Regions from separate parts of the Homo sapiens genome. Here regions 1 and 2 are each linked to region 3. The links are chromatin contacts, found by Hi-C in ENCODE. All regions are on one chromosome and are shown on one strand. The core of a region is the stretch at or near the end of the contact, and the rest is flanking DNA. Distances in the headings are between cores, read along the strand shown. Region 1 holds the start of PPP1R3F (protein phosphatase 1 regulatory subunit 3F). Region 2 holds the start of EBP (EBP cholestenol delta-isomerase). Region 3 holds the start of KDM5C (lysine demethylase 5C).

Region 1 (2,700 bases), core at 193-2,692, 4.0 Mb before region 3:
GAGAGCGAAAGGAGTTTACTAGATGGAAGCAGCAGAAGGAACAGCACTCTTGGGAGAGGGAACAGTAGAAGCAGAGATGGGGGGACAGAAAGAAGGGAGGTGAGGCCCCTGTGGGGTGTGGAGTGTCAGGTTGGGCAAGAAGGACAGGGCTTTGATTGTGATTCCATTAGTCAGAAGCTACCCATATGCCCAATCAACTTCTGGTAGCACACAGTCAGGTCAGTGTTTGCTGAGCTGAAATTTAAAAAAGTGAATCCTTCAGAAAGTTAAATTTCCTATTCGGCCATTCATTCAACAATAGTATCAAGTCCTGGAGAGTGCTTGCGGCTAACAATCAGGGGCATTCTTGGCTTGTGGCACTGCTCAAGAAAAGGTTGTAGTTGGGCAGGGAGGACCCAGTAAGTAACTAACTGCAACAGGACAGTCATTTTCACTTTCCTAGTTCACACACCAAGGTGTGGTCTAGGCCTTCAGGGGCTCTGGGTATTCCTGGGGCAATGGGGAGTCACGGAGGGTTAGGGAGAGGGTAACCCCATCCCTGAGAAGCACATTTTTCCTAATGGCTGCCTGCGTTCTATGGTTCTGCTGTCCGGCCACCCAATACCTCAGACTCTGTCTACACAGCGTCCTCCTCTCCAGCCTCCTTATTGGCTACTCATGCCTCCCTTCACACCACCTACACTGCCCCCGTCGGCTCTGCTTTTTTCCCCATCTTGCCTCCAAGTCCTCCCTCCGTCCCGCTGCACTATCTAGCCTCGGCATTGGCTCATCCCATACTAGTACTGTCCTTTGAGGTCTCTACGCCTTCACCCTGGCTCCCTCATTGGCTATCCGCCAGCTCTCGTCCTCGCTCCCGCCTTCAGCCTCCACCTCCATTGGCTCGGCTCCCTACACACCCGCCTCTTGGTCTCCTTTTAGCCTTCGTATTGGCTAGCTCCACCTTGGCACCACCCCTTCGAAGCCGCAGTGCACGCTCACAAGCCTCCCCATTGGCTCGCTGCAGCCATTGTCGTCATCCCACGCGTGGCTCTCCATTGGCTGTTCTCTCTCTCTAGCTACCGTTCCACCGCCTACGCAACCCGCGGGATCTCCCACTTTTTGGGCCTCTGCGTTCGTTCCCGGCTGCCCTCATCGCCTGTAGCCATTCCACTTTTCCCACCGCCCACATGCCTCTCTCGCTCAGACTTCCGCATTAGCTGTCTGCTTCTGTTTTCTTCATCATGGATTTCGCACCACCCCCATTCCGGCCTCTCCATTGATTCCTCGATCATCCCGCCCCCTACACCGCCCACTCCCGGGCATCCCCATTGGCTGCGTGCTTCTCCGGCTCTCAATTCGCTGTACGTCATCCGTGCATGGCTGCCCATTGGCCCTCTGCAATACTTGTCTTCATCTCACCGCCTATGCCCCCGTGAGCCGTACCCCTCCGCGCTGGCCTTCCCATTGGCTGCCCGCCCCTTCAGGCCCTGCCCCCGCCGGTCCCGCCGCCGGTGCCGTCGGTGCCGCCGCCGCCGCCGATATGGCGCGTACGGCCCCTGTGGAGCCCCCGCTGCGGCATTCCGCGCCCCCCTCGCCGGCCGCGGGTGAGCCCCGCACCTCGGTCGAGGCGGCGGTGGCCCCGCGGAGGGTGCTGTTCGCCGACGAGGCCTTGGGGCTGCCGCTGGCGCAGTTGCGCCGCTACCGGCCGTGGGGCGGGCCCGGGGCGGGCAAGATGGCGGCGGCGGCCGGGCAAGATGGCGGCGGCGGCGGCGGGGCCGACGAGGACGACGATGGCGAGGATGGGGATGAAGGGGAGGAGGAAGAGGAGGCTTGCCCCGAGCCCTCACCGCTGTGCCCCGTCCCCGCTGGCGGGGGGTTTTACCTGGTCCCCACATTTTCGCTGCCGCCCGCGCCGGGCCGTCTGGAGCGCTTGGGGCGCGTCATGGTGGAGCTGGAGGCGCTGCTGCCGCCTCCCGGAGCGGTCCCCGGGGGTGCCGGGGTGTGGGTGCCTGGGGGCCGCCCGCCGGTGCTGCGCGGGTTGGTACGCGTGCTGAACCGCTCCTTCGAGAAGGCGGTGCACGTGCGGGCCTCACACGACGGCTGGGCTTCCTTTTGCGACCACCCAGCGCGCTACGTCCCGCGCAGCCCGCCGTGGGCAGGAGCGGGAGGAACAGGAGCAGGAGATCCCATCCTGGATCCGGGGCTCGGCCTGGGTCCCGGCCAGGCATCCGCCTCCTCGCCCGACGACGGCGGCCGCACCGACCGCTTTGCCTTCCAGCTGCCCTTTGCTGAGGGCGCGGGCGATGGGGCGCGCCTCGACTTCGTGGTGCGCTATGAGACCCCTGAGGGCACTTTCTGGGCCAACAACCACGGCCGCAACTACACAGTCCTGCTCCGGATCGCACCCGCTCCCACACCCACTGATGCCGAAGGGCTGCCCCAGCAGCAGCAGCTGCCGCAGCTGGAGCCACAGCCCGAGTGCCAGGGTCCCGTGGAGGCTGAGGCCAGGCAGCTGAAGAGCTGCATGAAGCCGGTGAGGCGCAGGTAATGTCAGCCAGCGCCACCTCCGCCAACGCAGGGCTGTGTCTGGGATGGAGGACAAGCATTCCGGCCCAGGAACCCCTCAGGCCTGCTCTCCAGGACAGGGAGGAGGGTGCATTGAGTCAGTCAGTCAAAGAGTGATGGAGGTCAAACACGTGCTAGGCACTGTTTTAACTGGGG
Region 2 (2,700 bases), core at 1-2,500, 4.7 Mb before region 3:
TACTCCTTGACCCCCTCCATCCTTGACCCCCAACACCTCAACACACACACACACACACACACACAAAATCACACCATTTTCATGCCTGTCAATCCCCACCCCACCACAAGGCAGGAAGGGGGTGGTGCCTGCTGGGGCCTAGAGGGGGATGCTTGGGGAAACAGAGAAGGGGAGATCCAGGGCCTCCCCGCCTTCCTTCTTCCTTTTTATATACAATTTGTTATTGTCAAATAAAAGTAGGAAATATTCAATAGGCTTCTTCTTCACTGCTCAGAGGGGAATAGGAATGAGTGAGGAAGGGAGCACAGCATGGATAAAGGTTTGGAAGCTGGAAACCATGAAGAGAGAGCAGACTGTGATTGGTTCATGGTTAGTTTATGATTGATTAGATGATGAGCCTGAAGATGGCAGGATCCTGGTCCTGCTTGGTTTGATCAGGGCAGGGACAGATTGCATAGTTGGATGTGGGGGAGGCCTGATTGGCTGGAAAACTGAAGGATCCCCATTCTGATTGGTTGCTCTGAGTGGGACACAGAGGAGAGAAAGCAAGAGAGATGAAGGGTTGGTGCCTATTTATCCTTAGGACTGAGGGTTGTGGGTTCTAATTGGATGGGAGGTCTGGGATGGGTCTGGATTCTGATTGATTGCTCCATCTGGGGGCCCACTGGTGGTTAGGCGTTTGATTGGCTTTTTAGAACTGGCATATGGAGATTGAGGGTCTTCATGCCAATTGGTCAGTAGGACTGAGAGGCCTGGGTTCTAACTAGTTCTTCTGACTTGAGGTCGGGAGAAGAGAGAATGACCGCTGCTATTAGGACTGAGGAGTTCTGAGCACTGAAGAGCTGGGGAGGGGGTGGTTGCAGTGTATAGCGTGTGATCTGCTTGTAACAGTTTCGTTGCATTATACTAAGGGTTACTCTACCTAGAAAAGGGCGGAGGTGAAAGGATGCAACGCAACGCTAATTTCACCAGCGGAAGAAGCGGGTACAGACCTTAATGAGTCCCCGTTTTGATCGACTGATAAGGGAATGGGGAAATTGAAGCCAGGACTCGATGCAGATTGGCTACGGATCCAAAACGCCCACTAACCTTGGCGCGTCCCAGTCTCCACCCCAAACCTAACTCAGGTGAAAATGGCGCCACGCGCGGGGGCGGGGCTAGAGGTACAAAGAGAGTGTCTATTGGTTGGGAGCGGCACGGGCCGCCTTCTTCGCTTCACCATTGGCTCGCTCCGTAAGGCAAGAGAACCCACTAGGGGATGAGCCCGAACTAGGGATGTGACAGAGCGCGAGACCCAGCCTAAAGAGAGCCCGGAGCCAGCGTGGGAGGCCGCTGCCGTCGCGCGCCTTGGTGAGTGCCCTCCACCCGGCCCCTGCTCCCTCCCCCAGCTCTCCCCGGCTACGCGGCCAGCCCTCGGCGTGCCAGCGCGAGACCCTTTGCCACCCGCCCCCCCCACCGCCCTTTTGCGCCTGCGCGAGACCCCCAGCTACCGCACGGTTGTCCAGAGGACAGAAGATCCGTCTTCTCATTGGGCAGCGGGACTGGAGGGTTCTGGTTCGGATTGACCGGCTTTGTGTTCCGTTCTAGCGCTGCACGCCAGACACCGGCCTTTCAATATCCGTCTCTTCCCTGCAGGTTGACGGCGTTGCACGCTCTCGCGGGGAGGCTCTGGCTTTCCAAACGCTGGCACCGAGGGTTGTAGTTCTGATTCGTTTTCTTTCCTCTGTCCCCCAGTTGCAGTTTTCAGGACTACGTGGGGGAGGGAATAGCTTTTTGTTGAACGGTTTAAGACGCTGACCTGTGCAACTGGACCACGCCTGGTTCCTGTGTCTCTTACCAAACCGTGACCCCGGAGCACAGGACTGGGTTTGGTGGTCGTGAGCAGTTTGTGACCCTTGAAGGAAGACACCAGGCCTGGTCCTGTATCTCCCTCGCCAGACTGTGACCAGGGAGGGCTGGGATCAGGTGTTGTTCCCATGTGCCTCCCACCAGACTTTGACCCCCGAGGGCTGAGACCGGGACTGTTTCTACCACATCATAATATGGCTTCTAAAGGGCTGGAACAAGCTTTCAGCCTTTCTGTGGCCTTGTGTTTCAGTCATGTTCTTTTTCTTTTCTTTTTTATTTTATTTTGAGACAGAGTCTCGCTCTGTTGCCCAGGCTGGAGTGCAGTGGCATGACCCCGGCTCACTGCAGCCTCTGCCTCCCAGGTTCAAGCGATTCTCCTGCCTCAGCCTCCTGAGTAGCTGTAACTACAGGCGCACGCCACCACACCTGGCTAATTTTTGTATTTTTAGTAGAGACGGGGTTTTGCCATGTTGGCCGGGCTGGTCTTGAACTCCTGAGCTCAAGTGGTCCACTCGTCTTGGCCTCCCAAAGTGCTGGGATTACAGGCGTGAGCCACCGCGCCCGGCCTTCTTTTTTAGAGGCAGAGTCTCAGACTGGAGGGCAGTGATGTGGTCACTGCTCACTTCAGCCTTGAAGTCCTGGGCTCAAAGCGATCCTCCTGCCTCAGCCTACCTACTAGCTGGGACTACAGGCCTTTGTCACCACACCTGACTGATTTTCTTATTTTTTTAGAGACAGTTTCGCTGTGTTGCCCAGGCCGGACTTGAATTCCTGGCCTCAGGTGCTGCTCCTGCATCAGCCTCCCAAAGCACTGGAATTACCTGCCACGGTGCCTGGCCTTTAGTCATGGTC
Region 3 (2,700 bases), core at 160-2,659:
TCCTCTGGGATCTCCTACATCCTGGACCAGAGGAGAGTAGAAATCTTCTGAGAAGGACTCACACCCCACCACCAAGCTGACCGGTCCAAACATCTCCATAGGAAGTCAAGTCTGCGGGATGATGTGCAGAAAAGGCCTTGACATTGCCTTCAACGAGGAAAAGAAGAGGACAATTCCCTGAACCCACCTCAAGGGAGACAGAGCAATCCCTGTGAGACTGATTTCCTGACTGGTCCAGCAGGCCAGGATATTATCATAGATGAATTGGCCTGGCAAGGTATGAGTAAATATGAGTCAACCTACATAGGAATAAACCAATGACCACATCAAACACCCTCACAGTCACAATAATTACCACTTATCTAGTGCGTACTACATACAGACGCTACCTAGTTTAATTCAATCCTCTAAATAACCATTTCTGGGATCCATTTCACGGGCTCAGAGAGATTACTTCTACTTTCCCAAGGTCACACAGCTGCTCAGCTTCAAAGTGGAGTTTTGAACTCAAGTCTGTCTCCCTTCAGGACTGCGATCTTTCTATTAATACTATACTATGCTGCCTGCCTTAAAGGAAGTGATGACAACAGATTGGAGAAACGTCTTATTTTTACAGCCTCGACCTAGGTGGCCCGGGCTAAGAGATGTGCGGGGTGCCTCTCTGTGAACTCCCTCCGGCCCACTAGGAATCCCTGTCTTAAACCCGGAGTGATTCTGAAGGGCCGGGGTGGGGGTGGATCTCTGACTCCAGGTCACCTGTGGGCCTCACACCACGAGAGGACCCCTGGCCCAACACCCTTTTTCCGATCCGCGCCGCAACCACAACGGTCCCAGCCACCCCCTCTCCCCACCTCGAGCTGCCCTCCGCCCCAGACTTCGCCGCTGGCTATCCTACTGCTTCATTCCGTCTCGCCGCCGGCGAAAACCGGCCCCGGGGCTTACCGCGGGTGGGCGGATCTTGCAAATGCCCGATTTCTCTGCGATGGGCCTGATTTTCGCGATGTAGCCAAGAGGGTCTCGGAACTCGGCCCAGCTAGGCTCGAACACCGGGCACTCCGGTGGCGGTAGGAAATCGTCGGACCCCGGCTCCATGGTGGGCCCGAGGTCTGGGCCAGGGATCGGGAGGCTTGGACCGCCCTTAAGGACTCATGGCGCCGCCGCTGTTTGAAGCCGAGGCAATGCTCGGAGGCTAGGCCCTAAGCGGGGCAGCCGCCGCCCGCCGAGGGCCTAAGGGGGCGTGTGGCCGTCGTGCTCTGAGAGTCTCAGGCTGACTCTACTGCTACCGCCTCTTCGTCCCGCTCCGTTTCTTCCAAACTGTGTGGTTGCCTCCCCACTACCGCAGCCTTCGCCACCACAGTTACCTCCCAAACGCCGCGGCCTTCAGCGCCGCCGCCGCCATCTTGGTTTGTCAGCGTCTCCCCTCCCCACACCACAACAAACCGGATCCTTCCGCGGGGTGTCCTTCCGAGCCTCGTATACGTTGCGTCACACCAAGCCCTAGGAAACCTTCATATAGTGGAGACCGAGCTAAATAGGCTGGTATGGGTTTCTATTTGGAAGGGGTTACTCAAAAGTACCACCCCGGACTGAGAGAAAATAGTTCATTGCAACGGCGGAGGAACAAGATTGTAATTAGTTTGCCGGATCGTCTTTCCGGATGGACCGGCGGTGCACGTTTAAAGGCCAGTGATGCGCATGCGCGTTATGGAGACCGGAAGAGGAGCTGGTGTCCGTGGGTGGTGGAGTCAAACCGGCACTCCCCCGCAGACCTCAACCAGGTCGCTAGCCCCGCACCAGTGTTCTCTGTCCCTTCTCCCTGGTCTTAACGGTATGGGCCGCGGAAGGCGGCTCTGGGAGCCTGATTGCAAAGGACCCCTTATGCTGGCCCGCGGGATGGGGGGAGATGTACTAGGCTCCAGCTCTAGACACTGACACCTCTGGGGCTTTGAAATAAGGAAGGCAGGAAGCTGCTCACTCCCCGGGGATTATGGATTTTTAGGATTCTGAGTCCCAAGTAAAGGAAGGAAATCTTTATTTCATCCAAGGTTACAGGTAGAGAGATGGGGTTTCGATTCTTACCCCCCAAAAGTCACTGGGAGTCAGCATTTTAATGAACGCTTTCAACTGTTCTGTATTCACTTTTACCATGTACACATTTGTGGCATATACTCCTACAAAATAAGCCTGTGTGTATGTATACTTTAACTATTGGATGTTTAGCAACGGCGTATTTATCCAGTGTCAACTGTGTAAAACACCTGTTTGCCCATTTGTGAGCCTACAGTGCACTTACCAAACATCCGTGTACTTTTATTGTATTTATTGTGTATAGCCCCTGTGCATTTGGTACCAACTGTATGTACATTTAGTCCTATCGTGTGCATGTTCCTTGAGCAGTTTCTGAATAGGTTCATTGCAACTACAGTACTTTGAATGAGTATCATCAAACCAGTACTTTGTACATATACATCAGGCATCTACTGATTGGAGGATCATCTGTGTCATTCATCAGCTGTGGACCTACTGCATATAGTTTGAACACCTACTGTGCAAATATTTGAGTACTTGCGTACATGCTGATTAAGTAATTTTGTTTTCCCCCATCAGACTATGAATTCCTTAAGGGCAGGGACCATGTGGCCTTATACATCCTTAGCACTTGGCATGTTAAGCAGTAAATGAATGTTGAGTAAACAAAAG

Evidence for each region. A loop is a pair of places that touch in the nucleus more often than their neighbours do. Pooled maps may share reads with other maps.
Region 1: a loop to region 3 is called in a pooled map, with 13 times the contacts of the local background. The contact joins the promoter of PPP1R3F here to the promoter of KDM5C in region 3. A Hi-C loop is called at or near these places in 5 of 50 pooled maps.
Region 2: a loop to region 3 is called in a pooled map, with 7 times the contacts of the local background. The contact joins the promoter of EBP here to the promoter of KDM5C in region 3. A Hi-C loop is called at or near these places in 4 of 50 pooled maps.

What each region holds. Positions count from the first base shown.
Region 1 is chrX:49,268,351-49,271,050 of GRCh38, forward strand. PPP1R3F (protein phosphatase 1 regulatory subunit 3F) reads left to right here and starts at 1,443. Exons shown (of 4, transcript NM_033215.5): 1 at 1,443-2,523. The coding sequence starts at 1,520. RefSeq lists enhancers at 532-1,031, 729-778 and a silencer at 1,479-1,718.
Region 2 is chrX:48,520,558-48,523,257 of GRCh38, forward strand. EBP (EBP cholestenol delta-isomerase) reads left to right here and starts at 1,251. Exons shown (of 5, transcript NM_006579.3): 1 at 1,251-1,350. PORCN (porcupine O-acyltransferase) reads left to right here. Exons shown (of 15, transcript NM_203475.3): 15 at 1-251. RefSeq lists silencers at 92-151, 1,066-1,295, 1,356-1,535.
Region 3 is chrX:53,223,798-53,226,497 of GRCh38, forward strand. It overlaps KDM5C (lysine demethylase 5C), which reads right to left and starts at 1,410. Exons shown (of 26, transcript NM_004187.5): 1 at 943-1,410. The coding sequence starts at 1,092. It also overlaps a transcript of IQSEC2 not described here. RefSeq lists enhancers at 952-1,051, 1,292-1,671, 1,510-1,804, 1,682-1,731.